Regions from separate parts of the Homo sapiens genome. Here all the other regions are linked to region 3. Evidence: read pairs that join two places in POLR2A ChIA-PET (ENCODE). Cell type or tissue: MCF 10A. All regions are shown on one strand. Each heading gives the region's core, and the rest is flanking DNA. Links, peaks and the distances in the headings are about the cores only. Region 1 overlaps TGFA (transforming growth factor alpha). Region 2 overlaps TGFA (transforming growth factor alpha). Region 3 has its middle 28 kb from the start of FAM136A. Region 4 has its middle 89 kb from the start of FAM136A.

Evidence for each region. Peaks named below come from ENCODE experiments on the same cell type or tissue, not always from the same donor. Only the 100,000 strongest peaks of a DNase experiment are listed, where the experiment ranks them.
Region 1: POLR2A ChIA-PET joins it to region 3 with 5 read pairs; 1 of 35 experiments calls an interaction of 5 or more read pairs at or near these places.
Region 2: POLR2A ChIA-PET joins it to region 3 with 5 read pairs; 2 of 35 experiments call an interaction of 5 or more read pairs at or near these places.
Region 4: POLR2A ChIA-PET joins it to region 3 with 5 read pairs; 2 of 35 experiments call an interaction of 5 or more read pairs at or near these places.

The regions. Positions count from the first base shown.
Region 1 is chr2:70,522,240-70,526,239 of GRCh38, reverse strand. All of the region lies in intron 1 of TGFA (transforming growth factor alpha), which reads left to right. Among named protein-coding and RNA genes, the nearest start is that of TGFA, 30 kb to the left of the region's middle. RefSeq lists an enhancer at 1,612-2,228. In MCF 10A, for the core only: no CTCF peak of the experiment used is centred there; DNase peaks (open chromatin) are centred at 1,029, 1,789 and 2,169.
Region 2 is chr2:70,535,264-70,539,263 of GRCh38, reverse strand. All of the region lies in intron 1 of TGFA (transforming growth factor alpha), which reads left to right. Among named protein-coding and RNA genes, the nearest start is that of TGFA, 17 kb to the left of the region's middle. In MCF 10A, for the core only: no CTCF peak of the experiment used is centred there; no DNase peak of the experiment used is centred there.
Region 3 is chr2:70,326,674-70,332,834 of GRCh38, reverse strand. No RefSeq gene overlaps it. Among named protein-coding and RNA genes, the nearest start is that of FAM136A, 28 kb to the right of the region's middle. RefSeq lists a silencer at 2,724-3,018. In MCF 10A, for the core only: no CTCF peak of the experiment used is centred there; DNase peaks (open chromatin) are centred at 2,884 and 3,694.
Region 4 is chr2:70,388,170-70,394,330 of GRCh38, reverse strand. No RefSeq gene overlaps it. Among named protein-coding and RNA genes, the nearest start is that of FAM136A, 89 kb to the right of the region's middle. In MCF 10A, for the core only: no CTCF peak of the experiment used is centred there; no DNase peak of the experiment used is centred there.

The sequences.
Region 1 (4,000 bases), core at 1-4,000, 190 kb before region 3:
CTTTGGGTTAATACAAAGAGACAGACAAGACAGGCACAGGCTGATGACCTGGAGAATAGAGGGAAGAGCTGACAGGAAAAAGCATTCCAGGTAAATGGGGCAGGTTGGATCACCATGGTCCTTCTGTGACCATTTTCAAGGCTCTAATGAGTGGCCCTGTCTGCTCATGTGACTACAAGCTTGTTGCATTTCCCCTGAGTTTTGGGTACATCTGCCCATATACAGTTGGAAACTAAATGACCTGCAGTTGAAGAGACTTTCTCTGTTGGGGCCCAGAATTTCTCAACAGAGTGCACTGTCAATATGTTAAGCAAGACAAGGTTCTGTGCATTACAGAAATCAGAAACTTAGCATCCGCGGCCCCACCATTAAGTACCAGTAGTGCCCCCTAGTCCTTGTGACAGTCAGAAAGCACCTCCCACCACAGGTTCTCAGATGCTCCCTAAGGGGCATCTGCTACCAGCAGTAAGAACCCCTGGGCTAGCGGGTGGTCTGGTCAAGGTCTCCCAGTGAAAGGGAGTAAATCTGAGTACCACCCCGTCCACTCCTCCTCTTCAGCACCTGGAGCCTGCACTTGTTGCCCAGGCCTTTCTCCCCTACTAGCCTCTTCTCCCTCCTCCTGCCCCTTGCTTCTGGGGCCCAAGGAGGAGAACTTAGAGATTCTGCCAGTTTGCAGTGTGATGTGGGTTGAGAAATGTGGAGCTGCAAGAAGTAAGTGTATTTACCCCTTAACTCTTGAAAACCTGTAGTTCTGGGGATTTGTTTCCTTCTTGATTGAACTTGCTTCTTAATCAGCCACCCTTATCAACTCAAGTGAGCATGCCTAAGGGGTGTCCTGTGGCCAGCCCCCAAGGTGGACAGTGGGGATTAGCAATGGGGCAGCATTGTCCCCTTCCCCCATCCCCTACTTCCAGGCTGATGCTGCATTGATCTGAGATTCTGCCAAGTCACACTGGTATTTGTATTGGCCCAAACCCAAAGCCTCACAATGCCTTCTGCAGGGTGGTTCCGGGGTGTCCAGGGTGTTGTGCACCAGGGTGCAGGGATGAGTTTGTCATCACCAAGCTATTCACATGGAGGAAATGGGACAGAGTTCAAGGATTGCTTGTTTTTACCTCCTCCCTGCTCATACCCTACTTTCAAGCCACTTGTGTGAATGATGCCCACACATGGCTTTGACTGAGCTGAGGGGATGGGCTTGGTTTGATTTCAGCCACCAAGAGTCTAACTTTGCTGGCCCGAGGTGCACACCAGCAGAACCACTGCTCACCTGGGCCCAGAGGATGGTAATTCTGAGACATCACAGGCCAGGGAAGTTGAGATGGGGCCAATGGGCCTTCACGGATAGGGAGGGACTTATAACCTCCCCATGGATCCTTCCAGAGGTGGTGTTTGGTTCCTGTACTTCTTGTCAGCCAGGTGCCCTCTGCTCAGCTGGTTCACAATGCAAAGGGCCCAGGGCCCTGTGGATAGCTATAGCATCTGCCACTTTATCCCCAGCTTTGTCCCTAGCCCACTGCCGCCATCCCCTTCTTCCTCCCTCCTGGACTCTGGGAAAATCAAGTGTAACCCTTTCCAGAGACACCTCAAGGCCTCGTGTCACAGTGCCAGTCAGCTGGAACAGGTTTTCAGAGTGCCTCAGCTTGGCACGGCTTCTCTGCAACCTCAGAACTCGGCCCTGGTAGAGCCTGTTGGTGATTCAGCAGCTGGGGAACTCCAGCCAGCCCGAGAGGGCTCGGCGATACTCGCCCTGTTGCCTTGAAATTCCAGGAATTTGGATGGGGGCCCTCAGCCAGCCAGTGCGTGAGCAGGCCTGGGGAAGAGGAAGGTTGACTCAGTACCCAGCCCCTGGTCTAAGTCTTTGATAAGGCTTAAACTCTTCGGAAGAGACAATTGCTTCCTCCTGGCACAAAAGGGTGTGGCATAGATCTGCACAGGTGAGAGCAAGCACAGGGCCTTCCTCACCTCTAGCCAGATGCGTGCTGCATCCTGGTTAACACTGTTGGATAAAGATGTTTTACCTATCTGCTATTTGCTTTGCTTTATGAGAGAGGGTTCTCTCGGACCACCAGATCAGTGGGCAGCCTTATTCTATAAGGCTTTGAAGTGGGTAACATGTTGGGGAGAATACAGGAAGATGTCTGTGTGGCAGTGTGAGTTGTTGCATCACAGTGGCCGGGCCTTAGAAACAAAAGTGTCTCAACAGGAAGCAACTGGCTCCTCCTCCAAGGGTCTCTGTGCCTTTTTTATTTAGTTGTTTATTTTTTGCATGCTTCTCCAGATGTCAGGAAAAGCATTTCACCTCCTTTTGCAGCTATGTTACTTCTCTGTTAACATAGCTGCAAAGGGTTATGTAACAACTAGGTTACTTCTGTGGTGTCAGTTCTGGGCACTTGTTAGTGGCATTGACTCTAAAGAGTTCAAAGCAGTTTGCCAATATTCTCATTTGTCTCTTGAAGTAGGGAAAGATAGTAACCAGCTCTCCTAAATCAGTAATGGTGGGAAATGAGGTCTGGGCTGAGAGAAGGAGGGACAGGAGATACTAGTCCATGTGAGTGACCTGATCTTATACCCAGCCCAGTGCTGGTGGGTATTAGGAGGTGCAGGCAGGGAGCTCTGCCTGCCAGAGTGGTCAGGGGGCATCGTGGAGGACTTGGGGATTGAGCTCGACCTGGAAGGCTGGTAGAAATGACGTCAGGCAGTAAGGAGGCTTTTCTACGCAGAAGAGAAGGAGTTAGTGTTTGTAAGAGACCCGGACTAGGTAGAAACATTTGGGTGGAAGAAAGGGCTGTAATAGGGAGCATCAGAGATACAGGAACACCAGTGAGTGTGTTTGCTTCAATCATCTGGATTGTAAACTCCTTGTGGCAAGTCTTGCCTTTGCTTGAAGAGCCCTGGGACACAACATTCACAACGAACGTTCACAATGAGCGTTCACTCCTCTGTCTTAGCCTCCTTGGGATATGGCCAGGCCTCTTTGGGGTCACTGGATGGAAGTCTTTGTGTTCTTATAAAAGTTTCAGGAAAAGCCAACAAAATGAGTTAAGGGTAGGAAAATAAAATATTTCAGGGGTCATCTCATCGGGTGACCAAACAATGCAGGATCCACTTGACAGGCCACTTCAGCAGACTTAAATCCGGGCTTTGGATAAGGATGACAGTTCCTTCATTCCTCATGGATTTTTCAATATTGTAGTGGGAATATTTAATATCATTTAAATAGAAAAACACAGATTTAACTTACCACCCAACTGAACAATGGTACAGCTATTTATAATGGAGTTCAATGGCTTTTGAGAATTGGAAGGATCCTTTCTCATAGGAAGGGACTTTTCATTCATTGCTCTCTGCCCAGCACCTAGACAATGTCCCGCTAATGGTGCAGCAGGTGCTCAGTGAGCACTTGTTGAATGAATGAATGTCAGGATTCAAGTGCTCTGTGCAGCAAACCACCATGGCCCACGTCTACTTAAGTAACAAACCTGCACATCCTGCACGTGTACCCCTGAACTTAAAATAAAAGTTGGCTGTGATCCCAGCACTTTGGGAGGTCGAGGCAGGTGGATCACTTAAGGTCGGGAGTTTAAGACCAGCCTGGCCAACATGGTGAAACCTCGTCTGTACCAAAAATATAAAAAATTAGCCGGGTGTGATGACACACACCTGTATCCCAGCTATTCAGGAGGCTGAGGCAGGAGAATTGCTTGAACCTGGGAGGTGGAGGTTGCAGTGAGCTGAGATCATGCCACTGTACTCCAGCCTGGGCAACAGAGTAAGACTCCATCATAAAAAAGTAAATAAATAAAAAATAAAAGTTGGAAATAAAAATTCAAGTGCTCCTCATCTCCACTGAAATTAGAGTAAGAACCAAGACCTAGAGCTGTAGCGGCAGGGATCTAGACTAGAAGTAAAGGAATTCCCGAGGATCTGCAGGTTTTCCCATTCCCCATCTGTACACCCTCACTACTCACTACCCAGCCCCTAGTCCAAGTCTTTGATG
Region 2 (4,000 bases), core at 1-4,000, 210 kb before region 3:
CAGCTCCGGGCCACCACAATAAAGCAGATATCACAATAAAGTGAGTCACATGAACTTTTTGGTTTCCCGGTGCATATAAAAGTTATGTTTACACTATACTGTGTTCTATTAAGTGTGCAATAGCATTATGCCTAAACAAATTACATACCTTAATTAAAAATACTGTATTGTTTAAAATGCTAACAATTATCTAAGCCTTCAGCAAATCATAATCTTTGTTGGTGAAGGATATCACCTTGATGTCGTTGGCTGCTGACTGATCAGGGTTGTGGTTGCTGAAGGTTAGGGTAACTGGAGCAATTTCTTAAAATAAGACAACGATGAAATTTGCCATGCTAATTGATTCTTCCTTTCATGAAAGATTTCTCTGTGGCATGTGATTCTGTTTGATAGCATTTTACTCATAGCAGAACTTCTTTCAGACTTGGAGTCAGTCCTCTCAAACCCTACCACTGCCTTACCAACTAAGTTTATGGAATACTCTAAGTCCTGTGTTGTCATTTCCACAATGTTCACAGCATCTTCACCAGGAGTAGATTCCATCTCAGGAAACCACTTTCTTTGTTCATCCAGAAGAAATAACTCTACATCTGTTCAAATTTTATTGAAATTGCAGCAATTCAGTCTCATCTTCGGGCTTTACTTCTAATTCCAGTTCTCTTGCTATTCCCACCACATCTGTAGTTGCTTCCTCCATTGAAGTCTCAAACCCCTCAAAGTCAGTCATCAGGGTTGGAATCAACTTCTTCCAAACTCCTATTAATGTTGATATTTTGACCTATTCCCATGAATTACAAATGTTCTTAATGTCATCTAGAATGGTGAATCATTTCCACAAGATTTTTAATTTACTTTACCCAGACCCATCAGCAGAATCACAAATCTGTGGCAGCAATAGCATTATAAAATGTAGGTCTTAAGACTTGAAATTTGAAATTGCTCTTTAATGAGCATGGGCCGCATAGTGGTTGCTGTGTTAGCAGTCATGGAAACAACTTTAAGCTCCTTACACAGCTCCATCAGAGCTCTTGGGCGACCCAGGTGCATTGTCAATGAATAGTAACATTTTGAAAGAAATGCTTTTTTTTTCTGAGCAGTAGATCTCAACAGTGGGCTTAAAATATTCCATAAACCATACTGTAAACAGATATGCTGTAATCAGGCTTTGCTGTTCCATTTGTAGAGGACAGGCAGAGTAGATATAGCATAAGGACTTTGGAATCTTGAATGGTAAATGAACATTGGCTTCAACCTAAAGTCACCAGCTGCATTAGCCCCTAACAAGAGAATCAGCCTGTCTTTTGAAGCTTTTAAGCCAGGCATTGACTTCTCCATAGCTACAAACATCCTAGATGGCATCATCTTCTAATTGAAGGCTGTTTCATCTGCACTGAAAATTTATTGTGCAGAGTAGCCACCTTCATCAATGGTCTTAGCTAGATCTTCTGGATAACTTGCTGCAGCTCCTACGTCAGCACTTGCTGCTTCGCTGTGCACTGTCATGTTATGGAGAGGGCATCTTTCCTTAAACCTCTTGAACCAGCCTCTGCTAGCTTCCAACTTTCTTCTGCAGCTTCTTCACCTCTCTCAGAATCAAAGAACTAGGGGCTTACTCTGGAGTAGGCTTTGGTTTAAGGGCAAGTTTTAGCTGGTTTGATCTTCTTTCCAGACCACTGAAACTTTCTCCATAACAACCATAAGGCTATTGTGCTCTCTTATCATTTGTGTATTCACTGGAGTAGCACTTTTAATTTTCTCCAAGAACTTTCCCTTCGCATTCACAAGTTAGCTAATTGTTTGGAGCAAGAAGCCTAGCTTTTGGCCTATTTCTGCTTACAACATGCAGACTTCACTAAGTGCAATCATTTCTAGCTTTTGATTTAAAGTGAGAGACATGCCACTCTTCCTTTCACTTCAAAACTGAGAGGCCATTGTAGGTTTATTGATTGGCCTAGTTTTAATATTATTGTGTCTCAGGGAATAGGGAGGCCTGAGGAGAAGGAGAGAGATGGAGAAATGACTGATAAATGTGTGTTCTGACTGCTCCATTGATCAGCTAAGTTTGCTGTCTTCTACGGGTGTGGTTCATGGCACCCCGAAACAATTACAATAGTAACATCAAAGATCACTGAGCACCTGTCACCATAACAGATATTATAATAATAATGAATTGTGATTATTACCAAAATGTGACACAGAGACACGAAGTGAGCGCTTGCTGTTGGATAGATGCCACAAACTTTAAATTTGTAAAAAAAAAAAAAAGAAAAAGAAAAAGAAAAAAGAAAACAAAACAAAAAACCACAGTATCTGTGAGGCACAATAAAGCAAAGTTCTATCAAATGAAATATGCCTGTGCTATCCCATGTGGATGACTAATTTTCAGATACTCAGCACAGAGCAAAACAGTAACTAAAATGAATCACTTCATCTTTCTTCTGTTTACTTTGCACTTAATTGGCTCTTCTCTTTCTAGTTTCCTAAAGTGGAAGCTTAGCGTATTGATTTTAGATATCTCTTCTTTGTAATATATTCAGTAAGTGCTATAAATCTTCCTCTAAGCACTGCTTTTGCTGCATCCCACACATTTTGATAAGTTGTATTTTTCTTTTCATTTAGTTCAAAATATTTTTAACTGCTCTTGAGTTTCCTTTTTGACCCATGTGTTGTTTAGAAGTGTGTTGTTTCTTCTCCAGTACTGGGGGATTTTTCAGCTCTCTTTCTGTTATTGATTTCTAGTTTATTTCCATCGTGGTCTGAGAGCATGCATTGTATGATTTCTATTTCTTTAAATGTGTTAAGGTATATTTTATGGCCCAGAACGTGGTCTCTCTTGGTGAATGTTCCACAGGAGCTTAAGAAGAATGTGTATTCTGCTGTTGCCAGAGCTCAACTATGTCCTTACTGATTTCTGCCTGCCAGATCTAACCACTTCTGCTAGAGGGATATTGAAGTCACTACCCATAATAGTGGATTCCTCTATTTCTCCTTGCTGTTCTATTAGTTTTTGCCTCATGGATTTTGACACTGTTGTTAGGTGCACATACACATTAAGGATTGCTTAGTAACTTCGTCATTCTTTAATGATTCAGAAGCTATTTCTGCGTCTCTCAATAAAGGTCTTCTCTAATAAACTCTTTATGCTCATGTGATACCTGTAGTTGACATAGTCTCCCTCAGTACTTGTGAATGAGAAGTTCCAGTGAGTTCAGTTTTCTTCCTGACTTAGTTAAACAGAACTCTGCTCAATTTTAACTTTAATTGTGGAGAGAGAGAAAAAAAGCATTACTCCAGTTTCCTGGACAAGCATTCTACTAGGGTCAAGATAATGGGGCTTTCTTTTATTGAGGTCATAATTTCAAATAAATTCTTTTTTGAATCCTATATGGGTTGTAGAAGATTTTGGCTAACAGACTGGTATTGCACCAGTGAACCACTTCAAAGTTAGGGATTTACTCTTAGGAAAACAACATCAATTCACTATGTAATACGACCTTATTTTCTTGTGAAGTGTCTCTTTCCCATACGGTGCAACAGAGGGAAAAACAAACAAAACAGTCCTTTCAACTAAATTGGATGTTTTGGATTTCAGATAAAAAGCAGGGCATTTTTCTTTTAATAGTGAGAGCAGAGGCATGTGGAATATCTATGCTATCATCCCATGTAGGATATATCTAAGTGATCAAACAGTAATTGTGATTTTTGTGAACTAGGCCTAATGTAACATTTGGTGCTTAATTCACCTGAGGTAGCTACTTTCTTTACTTAATGCTTATAGAGGCAATGGAATGAATAACAAAACTAAGATCAGCACGAAGTGGGAGATGCTATGTATCTACATATTTATTTTGGTGATTTATTTTGTGGATTGTTCACTTTAGTAAACATTTAACTGTATATTAGATACTCTGCTGGGTCTGGTGTTATTAATGCAAAGAGAACCATGACCTAGCCCTTGCCCTCAGCTCCTGAATTTTTTATAGATCATGGCAGGAGCAGA
Region 3 (6,161 bases), core at 1,247-5,246:
TCACGTTGTTTTCCTCCCTCCAGGAAGACTATCAACCCCAAATGATTACGCTTCCCTCCCTTCACACTCCCACCCCACCCATCCCACACTTGGTGCTGCTATGAATACCCCCATTAAAGCTCATTCCTCTGAACTCAGGCTCTGCCCTCTGTTAACAGGTGGCTTTTCTGCAGAAAGAAGTACCCATGGGCCAGGGGCGGTGTTCACACCTGTAATCCCAGCACTTTGGGAGGCTGAGGCGGGTGGATCACCTGAGGTCAGGAGTTCGAGACCAGCCTGACCAATATGGCAAAACCCCGTCTCTACTGAAAATACAAAAAAGTATCCCAGCATGGTGGTGGGTGCCTGTAATCCCAGCTACTGGGGAGGCTGAGGCAGGAAAATCACTTGAACCCAGGAGGCAGGGTTGCAGTGAGCCAAGATCGTGCCACTGCACTACAGCCTGGGCAACAAAGAGCAAAACTCGGCCTCAAAAAAAAAAAAAAAAAAAAAACCCAGGAAGCTGATCCTGTCAAACTAGGCAGAAGGCAAATAGAAACTGTCCCCAGCTCTGGGTGTGGGGCCCTCAGCTGGCAGGACTAGGGGGTCAGTGATGGGTGACCTCACAAGCTAAATCACCTGGGTCAGGGCTGAGTGACCTTGATAAAAGGTACTATGATAGCTCACTTCAGCCTTGAACTCCCAGGTTCAAGCAATCCTCCCACCTCAGCACCAACCCCTGACGGCCAGGTAGCTGGGACTACATGCACATGCCACCATGTTTGGCTAATTTTTATCATAAAGATAACACTTTTTCTTAAAAAAAATGTTCTTTTTGAGACAAAGTCTCACTCTGTTGTCCAGGCTGGAGTGCAGTGGCGCAATCTCAGCTCACTGCAACCTCTGCCTCCTGGGTTCAAGTGATTCTCATGCCTCAGCCTCTCAAGTAGCTGAGATTACACGTGCATACCACCTCGCCTGGCTAATTTTTGCGTTTTTAGCAGAGATGGGGTTTCACCATCTTGGCCAGGCTGGGCTCAAACATCTGACCTCAAGTGATCTCCCCACCTCGGCCTCCCAAAGTGCTGGGATTACAGGCATGAGCCACTGCCCCCAGCCTCTTTTTCTTAAATTATATTATCCATAAATTCAGTGCAATCCCAATCAAAATCACAATTTTTATAAAACTTCATGAACATAAAGCATTAGCCCAGAATCTACCCCATGGGACCCAGGGACTTCAGCCATCAGCACAGGGGGCTCTTTTTCCCATAATGTTCACATTTATCAAAGTAATGCAGTCGTTAAGAAAATAAGGCAAAATATTTTAAAAGTAGAAAGAGGAACACAGTTTCACCCACTTCCACCTTCAAAACAACTTTGCAAACGTGGCAGTGTATCTCCCTTCAAATGTTTATAAAATCTGCAAGTTTGCTCTAACATAGAACAATGCCATCAAATATATTTGGTGGTCCTAAAAGTCACACCGTGAGGACAGGCACCCAGAGCACAGTTGCATTTAGAATAAACTCCAAGCTCCTTCACGCAGCCTGCAGGCCGGTATGGTCTGGCCCTGCCTCTGTTCCCGGTCTCATCTCCCGACCCCACTGGCCTCTCTGCCCCTCAGGCAGACGGTTTTTTCAGTCCTGGAAGGCACCCAGCCCTGTCCATCTTGGTGACCCCAGGTGGGCCATTCTGCTCCTAATGTGCTTTGGGCGCCCCTGCAGCCTGGTTCACATCCTTTCACAATTCAAAGCTTGGTTCTGGGGCCTCTCCTGGCTTCCCCCATCCCCATCTCAGTTAAAGCCCCTCTGTTATTCTCTTTCACAGCCCTCTACCTTTTCTGAATAATACGTCCCCCAATTTATAATGATACACTTTGCTTATCTATTTGGCATCTGTGTCCCCCACTGGAGGGATATGGGCAGGGTGACATGTGTTTTGCTCCTCTCTGGTGCTCCCCTCCTTGGTGTTCTTTTGTTCACATCTCCCTGTTTCATCTGCTCCAGCCCAACTTGTTCCCAGTCCCATCAGCTTCCAACCTCATGGTTCAAATCCAATGTATAGTCTCTCTTTGCAACCCCCAAATAGTGTCTCCAGCTGTGAATTCTGTTTCTCTCCTCTAATAGGGGGCAGTCTCCTCCCTGCTTTTTTTTTTTTTTTTTTTTGCTTCAGCTGGGAGGTGAGCAGCCCCATCTGTTCCCACCCAGGCTGGCCCTAAGCAGCAGTCTCTACACTGCCGCCGAAGAAGTTCCTGCAGACTTCTCCCCGCCCCTAGAATCAAACACATCCACTAACATCAAGCTTGAGCCACAAAGTTCCAGAGGTACCTCTGGGTTGCTGGGAGGAGCAGCAGTAACTTAATGCTGGTGTCTGGGGTGCAGAGGAGAGAGGGCCCCACTCTGAGCTCACAGAGTGCTGGAGGTTCAGGCTGTGGAACACCGGAACACAGATGTTCCCCAGGAGCCTAGATGCCCACTCAAACCTTCTTAGGCACTTTTGAATCTTCTTTTTTTTTTTTCTTTTTGAGACGGAGTCTCGCTCTGTCAACCAGGCTGGAGTGCAGTGGCGCTATCTCGGATCACTGCAAGCTCCGCCTCCCAGGTTCACGCCATTCTCCTGCCTCTGCCTCCCGAGTAGATGGGACTACAGGCGCTCACCACCACGCCCGGCTATTTTTTGTATTTTTAGTAGACACAGAGTTTCACCGTGTTAGCCAGGATGGTCTCGATCTCCTGACCTCGTGATCCGCCCGCCTCGGCCTCCCAAAGTGCTGGGATTACAGGCGTGAGCCACCGCGCCCAGCCGGCACTTTTGAATCTTTACAGGTCCCACCATCTTGGGTGAGGCAAAGTACAGTTTACCTTCATTATTCACAGTAGTTATGTTCTATAAAGCTGGCTGGAGGCCAAGGGCAGTGGCTCACGCCTATAATAGCAGTACTTTGGAAGGCTGAAGTGGAAGGATCATTTGAGGCCGGGAATTTGAAAGCAGCCTGGGCAACATATTGAGACCGCATCTACACAAAAGAAAATTTGTTTTAATTGGGCAGGCATAGTGGCCCATGCCAGTAGTCACAGCTGCTCAGGAAGCTGAAGCAGGAGGATCTCTTGAGCCCAGGAGTTCAAGGTTACCGTGAGCTATGATCACACCACTGCACTCTAGCCTGGGCAACAGAACAAGACTGTCTCTAAAAAAAACAAAAGCTCAACCAAGAGCGTCTCTGATATTTAAATAACGATTGTAGAGAACTTTATAGTTCTTAACACATTTGCATGCATGTGTGTGTGTGTGTGTACACATATATGGCTAAATTAACAGCAGATCCTCAAGACTAACCACAGTAAACAAATTGCCATGATGCCTTTTCCATGAGAACTGCTTTGTACACCCTGGCAATCCATCAGAACAGAAGCCAAAGCCCCAGTGTGCCCTTTTGTACTCTGTACTCCAGCTCACCTGCTGCTTCCCAGCTCACCTGTTTTCCCAAAGTTACAGACAGAGGACAGACAACATTGTTAAACTCTAGAGTGATTCCCATGGGCAGGGCAGGGCAGCGGGAGTGAGTAGGAGGGTGTTTTCTTCAAGTTGAAGGAGAGGAAAGAAAAAATATCCAGCTGTAGCAATCAGATTGTCGGCACCAAAGACAGAGTGACTCAGGGCAGGTCCTTGGCAAGCAGGCACTGAGCCAGGCTGGGCCCACACCCTGGAGAATGAGAATAGCATTCTGTGATCAAAGTGGGAAGGAATGCATCCATTCCGGAAACCAGGTGAGGCAGGGTTGTCATTAAGACAATCTGGGCAGAGCTGTGATTACAGAGGGAGCAAGCTGACGGGATGAAAACGGAAATCCACAGCGCCTGCTCCCTGCTGAGCAGCCCAGCTTGCCCATGCTGCCCTTTGGTCCAGCTAATGTCTCTGGGCAGTGATAAGGCCTTAAGTATCTGTGGATAAAGCACCTGATAGTTAACTAAAAATAATAATAATTTCAAAGTTTTGTTGAGTGAGCTTTAGTATTATATGAACTATCAGTCCTCATTCTTTTTCTCATTAATTAGGATGGATGTTCTAACAAGAGAAATTTTATATAACTAAAGAAGACACTTTTTTTTTTTTTTGAGATGGAGCCTATGTCACCCAGGCTGGAGGGCAATGGCGCGATCTTGGCTCACTGCAACCTCTGCCTCCCGGGTTCAAGCGATTCTCCTGGCTCAGCCTCCCAAGTAGCTGGGACTACAGGCATGCGCCACCACACCTAGCTAATTTTTTTTATTTTTTATTTTTTATTTTTTGAGACCGAGTCTCGCTCTGTCGCCCAGGCTAGAGTGCAGTGGCGCGATCTCGGCTCACTGCAAGCTCCGCCTCCCGGGTTCACGCCATTCTCCTGCCTCAGCCTCCCGAGTAGCTGGGACTACAGGCGCCTGCCACCACACCCAGCTAATTTTTTTGTATTTTTAGTAGAGATGGGTTTCACCGTGTTAGCCAGGATGGTCTCCATCTCCTGACCTCGTGATCCGCCCGCCTCGGCCTCCCAAAGTGGTGGGATTACAGGCGTGAGCCACCGTGCCCGGACTAATTTTTGTATTTTTAATAGAGACGGGGTTTCACCATGTTGGCCAGGCTGGTGTCAAACTCCTGACCTCAAATGATCCGACCACCTCGGCCTCCCAAAGTGCTGGGATTACAGCTGTGAGCAAGAAGACACATTTATTAAAGAAAACTTAGAAACCCCTGTAAACATTCAGAAGAAAATTATAGTCATTTCTAATCCAATCACTCCTATGTGATGACCCTTAACAGTTGTGCTGTGATTCTTCAGATTTTCTTCTAGGCATGTATATATAACATTTGTTTCTTATTTTAAAAATAAATCATGATGCATAAACTATTTTGTTACTTGAGTTTTTTCACTCAATCAAATGTAACATACTTCTTTCTTACCAAAAAAAATTCTCCTACAGTGTGGTTCTTTGTGTCTGTGGGGTACTTCATTGCACGGTCCTTTTGTTAGTTATTTAATCTGTTTCCTGTTCTTACACGTTTAGTTGCTTCCAAACGTGGAATATTATAAATGCTGTACTATACATCCTAGTTCACATATCTTTCCAAACATGTCTGCTTATCTCCCTCCTTCAAGATGAATTGTTGGGTCAAGGAGTTTTCATGTATTTGTGGCTTATGATATTCACTGCTAAATGACCTTGCTCTACAGGCTAGTCGTACCATTTACATCACCACCGTGTAAACGGTCCTTTTTCCTCTCATCCTCGCCTGCAAAAGGTTTTGCCCTGCTAGCCAACGAGTTGAACTGTGTGATAGGAAGAACCGTGATTTGTTTTCTTTTTGATTTCTTAAATGTTTAGTGAAACTGAATATGATTTCATACATGCATTAGTTTCCTCAGGCTGCTCTAACAAAGTGTGACAAGCTGCGTGGCCTAAAACAACAGATATTGATGGTCTCACCTCTGAAGATGGTAGGGAAGGATCTGCTCCCGCCTCTCTCCTGGCTGCAGGTAGCCTCAGCTGTCCCTTGGCTTGCAGGGCTGTCTTCTCTCTGTGCCTCTTCACGTGTCTTCCCTCTGTGCCTGTCTGCCTCTGTCCAAATGTCCCCACTCTATAAGGACACCCAGTCACAATGGATTAGAGACCACTCTATGACCTCAGTTTAACTAGAATATAAATTAATCCAAGTGTACAGGCCCTATTTCCAAATAAGATCACAGTCTGAAGTACTAGGGGTTGGGACTTCAACATATCTTTTTAGGAGGACAAAGCCTTCTCCAACGATATGCTTATTAGCCATTCCTATTTCTTTTTCCTTTGGTGAATTGCCCACTTCTCTTTTTTTTTTTTTTTTCTTTGAGACTGAGTCTTGCTCTGTCACCAGGCTGGAGTGCAGTGGCTCGATCTCTGTTCACTGCAACCCTGCAACCTCCACCTTCAGGTTCAAGCAATTCTCCTGCCTTGGCCTCTCAAGTAGCTGGGACTTCAGGCTCATGCCAGCACGCCCAGCTAATTTTTTTTTTTTTTTTTTTTTTTGTATTTTTAGTAGAGACGGGGTTTCACCATGTTAGCCAGGATGGTCTTGATCTCTTGACCTGGTGATCCGCCCGCCTCAGCCTCCCAAAGTGCTGGGATTACAGGTGTGAGCCACCTTGCCCGGCTAAATTGCCCACTTTT
Region 4 (6,161 bases), core at 1,188-5,187, 62 kb before region 3:
AACTTAAAAGTTGAAGAAGAGGAGGAAGCCAGAGGGAGATTGACCCAGAAGAAGGGAAAAGCAATGTGATCCCAGAGGCAGAGAGTGGAGAAATGCGGCCAGCAATCAGGAGAAACTGGAGGAGGCAAGGAGACCCCAGAGACTCCAGAGAGAGCACAGACCCACTGACACCTTGATTTTAGTTCAGTGATACTGATGGCAGATTTCTGGCCCCTATAACTGTGAAAATAGATCTTTGTCAAAAATCGCCGAGTGTGGCAATTTGTTATAGCAGCCACAAGAAGCTAATGTGGAGAGTTATGTTCTACCTCCTTGAGGGTGCAGTGTCTATATAAATAATTTGAAATTCTTCTGCATTGGAGATTTGCCTCTTTGCCCACTTTGTTATTTATTCATTTATTTACAAAAATATATGAACTCATAAATATTTATACTTTGTGTTATAATCCATTACTGCTTTATTTTGTTCTCCACATTCTTTTGAGAGACACATGTCTTTCTCTTTGCAGGTAACCTACTACATCCACAGGTGCCTTGGGCAGGGCACATGAGAAGGTTCTAGAGATTAAATGGAGATTTAGAAGATGAGTTTGTCCACACCCAAGACAGTGACCTGCAGGCTGGGTGTGCAGATTTTGAAACAGAAACAGAGTAATAAACTTTCCATTAAAGCAAAAATGCAAAGGACAGTGTTACATGCACACATAAAATGGATTTTGCACACAAGTGACTAAATGGATAAATAATATCTCTAAAATATGCATCAAGTCTTCTCAGTAGTATAAGTTAACAAAATATCTTAGTTTATTCAGGCTGCTATAACAAAATACCTTAGACTGGGCAATTTATAAACAACAGAAATTTATTGCTCATGGTTCTGGAGGCTGGGAAGTCCAAGATCAAGGAGTCAGCAGATTTAGGTGGAAGGGAAAATCAAGCTCCCTCAAGCCTCTTTAACAAGAGACCCTAATCACACTCATGACAGCAGAGCCCTCATGACCTCATCATCTCCTAAAAGCCCCACCTCTTAATACTTGCAATGGAGATTAGGTTTCAACATATGGATTTTGGGGAGGACACAAACGTTCAGATCATAGCAACGTGGAATTTATAAGAATAAAAACTTAGTTTGGGTCTTGGTTGATGTCACTGATGGATTTTAGTCACCCTGAACTAACAAAAAACAGCAGCTATAGTCTATTTTCTTCAGAAAAACCTCAAAGCAAAGCGACTCCACACCTGTATGTCATTCTCACTCAAAAAATTTTCTGTTCCTTGCTGACAAGGTTTTCCTTGTTTCGAACAGAAGTCTCTTCAGCTTTAATTTCTATTTTCAGTCATCCAGAGATAGAACGAATATGTGTTTCCAAAAAAGTTTTAATGCCAAATTGGGTTGGGGACAAGGAGGGCTGCAAAGGCCATGGTACTTGAGGGAACAGTGAGAGGAAAGGGCCCTGGTCTAAGTGCTAGATACACAGGCCTTAGATTTCCTTCATGTGCCATTACTTTGCTGTGAACAAGATTGTTAATTTAAGAACATATTTCTCAAAGAAGGGAGAGATCACAGCCCAGTCTCCAGGAGTTAAAAGGGTAGTCTTTGGCATAGGACAGACCCGGGTTTTCGTTTTGGCTGTACCTCTTACCAGTTGTGAGATGTTGGGCAAGTTATCTCCCTGGGGCTCATTTTTCTCATCTGTAAAATAAAGACCATATCTATGTCATAGGTCATGTGAAGAGTATATGGAATCATGTTGACAGAACATGGCAAGCCCTGAACTGACCTTAACTAGACCTGGCAGTATATTAGGGTCCAATCCCCACCCTCTTCTCCCCTTCCCCCACTGCACAGGTGGGTTCCTGAATTGTTCTTGCTGCCTTAAATTAGTACAGCCCCAAACTGCAACCTGTAATCTTCCCTCTGACACTGAACAAAGGCCTTCAGGCCAAAAACTCATCCTCTGCCTTGGGTTTCTGAGTATACCCTTGATGAGGCTAAAAGTGGGCCCCAACCCACCTTGTTTAGCATACACTAACCCTGACTCCTTGCCTAGCATGCACTAGCACTGACTCCTTGCCTAGCATGCACTAGCCCTGGCTCCTTGCCTAGCATGCTTTAGCACTGACTCCTTATCTAGCATGCACTAGCCCTGACTCCTTGCCTAGCATGCACTAGCCCTGACTCCTTATGTAGCATGCACTAGCGCTGACCCCTTGTCTAGGATGCAGTAGCCCTGACCCCTTGTCTAGCATGCACTAGCCCTGACTCCTTGTCTAGCAGGTACTAGCTCTGACTCTTTGTCTAGCATGTACTAGCCCTGATTCCTTGTCTTGCATGTACTAGCTCTGACTCTTTGTCTAGCATGCACTAGCCCTGACTCCTTGTCTAGCATGCTGTAGCTCAGACTCTTCGTCTAGCATGTACTAGCCCTGACTCTTTGTCTAGCACGCTCTAGCCTTGACTCCTTGCCTAGCATACACTAGCCCTGACTCCTTGTCTAACATGTTCTCGCTCTCACTCCTCACCTAGTATTCACTAGCCCCCTCTCTGGGACCTGGTACATTCTACCTTAACCCTCTCCTGCTGGCTATAACCCTGCTTTGCCTCCCACACACATCTCTAGAACTAGGGCCTCACTCAGAACCTCCTATTGCCTCACCTCAGTCACTAGCCACAACTCTAAAGATGCTGGCATAACCTTGCCCAAACTGAAGGTCACTGTGTCCTCTAAGATTCTAACATCCAAATGCCACTACCTCTTGGTCCCTGTAGCCCTAGCTCACCCTCTAGCTGGCTCCTCCTCTGCTGATAGCCTGCTTGCTTCACACCTGAGGCACTGAAGGTAGCCTTTATCTTGTTTTACCTTCCACAGCAACTTTTGAATTGCCCCATTTCACAGATGAGAAAACTGAGCCCCAGAGATATTTGGTAATTTGCCCAATGTTCATGACTAATAACCTCCAGAGAACTTGGGGCCCCCTGACCTCTAATTCAGGTTCCACTCAGCTTCCTGTGTCACAGATCCAAACATCAGAAGAGCCAGCTCCCTAATTTGCACTTTGGATGGCAGTGAATTAAACTTTAAAGACTTGGCAGGTAGTGCTGTTCCTGACTCCCAGGCATTTGGCAGTGGTTGGTATATGTTTCCAGAGATACATTTCTACATGAAGGAAAAAAAGAGGGAACATATTTCTGTTTGACTAATAAACATCCAATCCCAAGGGCTCTACAAAATTTTAAGCCCTCAAATGGCACAGAGACCTGCCCAGTGAAAGACAAGGAAGTATTGAGTCGGGCAGAAACATCTGATTTTATTTGCAAAGGGGCCGTTTGGGATATAAGTGCTGTTAACATGATCCCAGGAGGAGGGAAACAGAATTTTCCAAGGCTCTCCCACAGTCAGTGAACTCTGTCTCTCAGAGGACATGGGGCCTTGGTGTCTGACCAGCCAGAAGCTTAGCCCACAAGTCTTGTGTGTGCACAGGTAGGCACAATAGAATCAGCCCTGGTGGCCTTGAAATGACATTCAACGTTATCAGGAGGAAAAGACTCCAACACATCAGTCTGAAAACAAGATGTCTCAGCCCTCATCACCATTGGAAATGACCTTGTTAATTAAATTGTTTATGTATATTCCATGGGGTCAAGGATGTTGCCTATTCACTGCTGGGTCCCCAGCTCCTAAAAGTGTCTGACATACAGCAGGAGATCAGTAAACATTCTTTGAGTGCACATATTATAGTTTCCATCTTGGACCTTCTTTGTTAGACACCAGCAAGACAAAAGGTACTGTGCTTTCATGGTCCTGGGGTGGGGTAAGCCAGGTCGCCAGCCCTAGTCTGCTGCCCAGGGGTCAGAGGTTATTGCCTGGTATGACCAGGATAGGGGAGGTCAAGGGCATCTATCCTAGTTATACCTTTGTTTATTTGTTTTAAATAACAAGTATTATCATGAATTTCTTTGCCAAAAGGCCCATCTCATTAAACCTACCAAATATCCTCCCTATCCAAAACTTAGTTGTAATTAATAATGATTACTATTGGCTATCATTTACTGATTGATCACCATGTGCTATGTATATATTATCTTATCAAGTTCTTAAAGCATCTCAGATTTGTATTATCCCTATTTTACTGATGAAGAAACTGAGGCTTGTAGAAGCTAAGCAATTTGGTCTAGGTTATACAGCTGTTAAGCAAGGGATACAAGCTGTGGACTTGAACCAAGTCTATTCAAAGCCCCTGACCTTCGCCACTATGCTATACTGCCTCTCACAAGGTCATAAAATTAGTAAATTGCTTGTTTTTTTCTCTTAAGTCAAAATTTCACAAGGAAAACCATCCAGCCCAGATTCTCCTATCAGACTTGGATTATTCAGTTACCTCCTGGAAAGCAGCAAAACTGCCTTTCTGAGCTGACTGGGTCACTGAGGTCATCTCTCCCTGACATGCTATCAGAGTCAGATCAGAACAACTGAAGTGGAGACCAGGCATGGCAGCCTTTACCTGCCACGAATGATATAGATGGTGGCAGCATCACAAAAGGAAATCAACTTGGGCTTTCATTCAACTTGCGGTCTCCCCTCTGTGGGTCTTTCCTACCTTTCACCTGTCTTGGGAAGAAGTAGGCATGGGTGAATTAGTTTACAGAAGTGTGCCAGAGCTCTGGGCACAAGGTGCCACTTCCTTAGGTCATGTGCATCCTCCACCTAGGAAAGACCAAAGCTCACCCAGAATCCCTCCTGATATTTTCAATAATAAAGGTTATGGTGGGTTCCTGGTATCCTCCCAGGAGGTGGTTCTCCCAAGGGTGTTAAAAAATATATATATCAGTTCTCCCTTGTTAAATGTGTGGTTTCCTATAATAGCTTGACATGGGCCATTACTCCATCCAGCACCACTCTATCTTCTTGAACCCTCAACCTCACCAGCTTACCTATTACATTAACTCCCAAGACAATGTCATCTCTATCCTCTTGGAAGGGAATGAGGCCTAGGACTCCATCTGAAGAGGGGTCACAGTTCTGACTGACTCAGGAAGGATGGATGTCTACCAGTCTCCATTTGCTAGAGAAGGGTTCGGTAGGCATCCAAAATTCTACCCTCTCAGAAGAGCCACCCCACACCATTTCCAGTGGCTGCCTCGGGGAAGGCCATGCAATAGTCCTCAGCTTTCCATCAGAGCTGGCAGTCCAAAATCAATCTCTCATCTGTGCCACTGGCAGCGCCCTCCATTGTGGGTGCCAAGAAAGTGGTACTTAAGCTGGGGGGTCAAGCAGAAAGGAAAAGATACATAACTGCAGCTGCACCGTGTCATGACGTCAGGGTCTAGAAACTGAAGAAGGCACGGGAGGGAGAAAGAAAAGGGATGTTTGTTGGGAAACCATCTCACACAGTCCAAATTAAACAGGCTGTTTGCTCAAGTCTACTTTCCATTTCTGCCCCTCTCTCTACTAATTATTACCTCTCCTAAAACCTTTCTCCCTTAACCCAATGTCCCACTTCTAAAAGAGTCTAAGGAATTCTTCCTGATCCTTTAAGAGCCTGAATTGCTGCATAAACTTAGTATCACTGGTCCCATTTTAAAATGCCAAGAACAAAGCAAGGCCCATGTCCTCTCCTTGAAGTCTTTCTTGAAAATTGCAGCCATCTCTGATCTCTCTCCCACCTCACCAGTCTTGAAATTTACTGACTGTATCATCCATTTGAGCACTTGAGCCTCTGTTCAGCCCAACAGAGGCCATGGCTTTTTTGTCTTGACTATTCTCAGACTATTTCATGTAAGTATCTTGTCTTCCTGGGAAAACTGTAAGCTCCCTGGAGTCTAGGACTGGGTCATGTAGTTCTTTAGTATATGACACTGTGTCATATATAGTGTTCTGTATATGGCTCTGAATACACAGGAAATATTTTTTATGAAACTGCAATGAGCTGAACAGAATCAAAGGGAGGCATATGACAAAAGATGAAATCACTGGGCACTCATCAGGAAAATATTTAGTGGCCTCCAATTTCAGGTGAGCAATGTTTAGGATGGGGCCACAGTATAAGCCAGAATAACACATGGGCCAGTACCTGTTGCAATAGGTAAGCTGACAGAGTGCTGTGAGGCTTTGGATTGAGCAGTCTGCACATGCAGAGGGAAGAGGAAGGAAGATCCATAC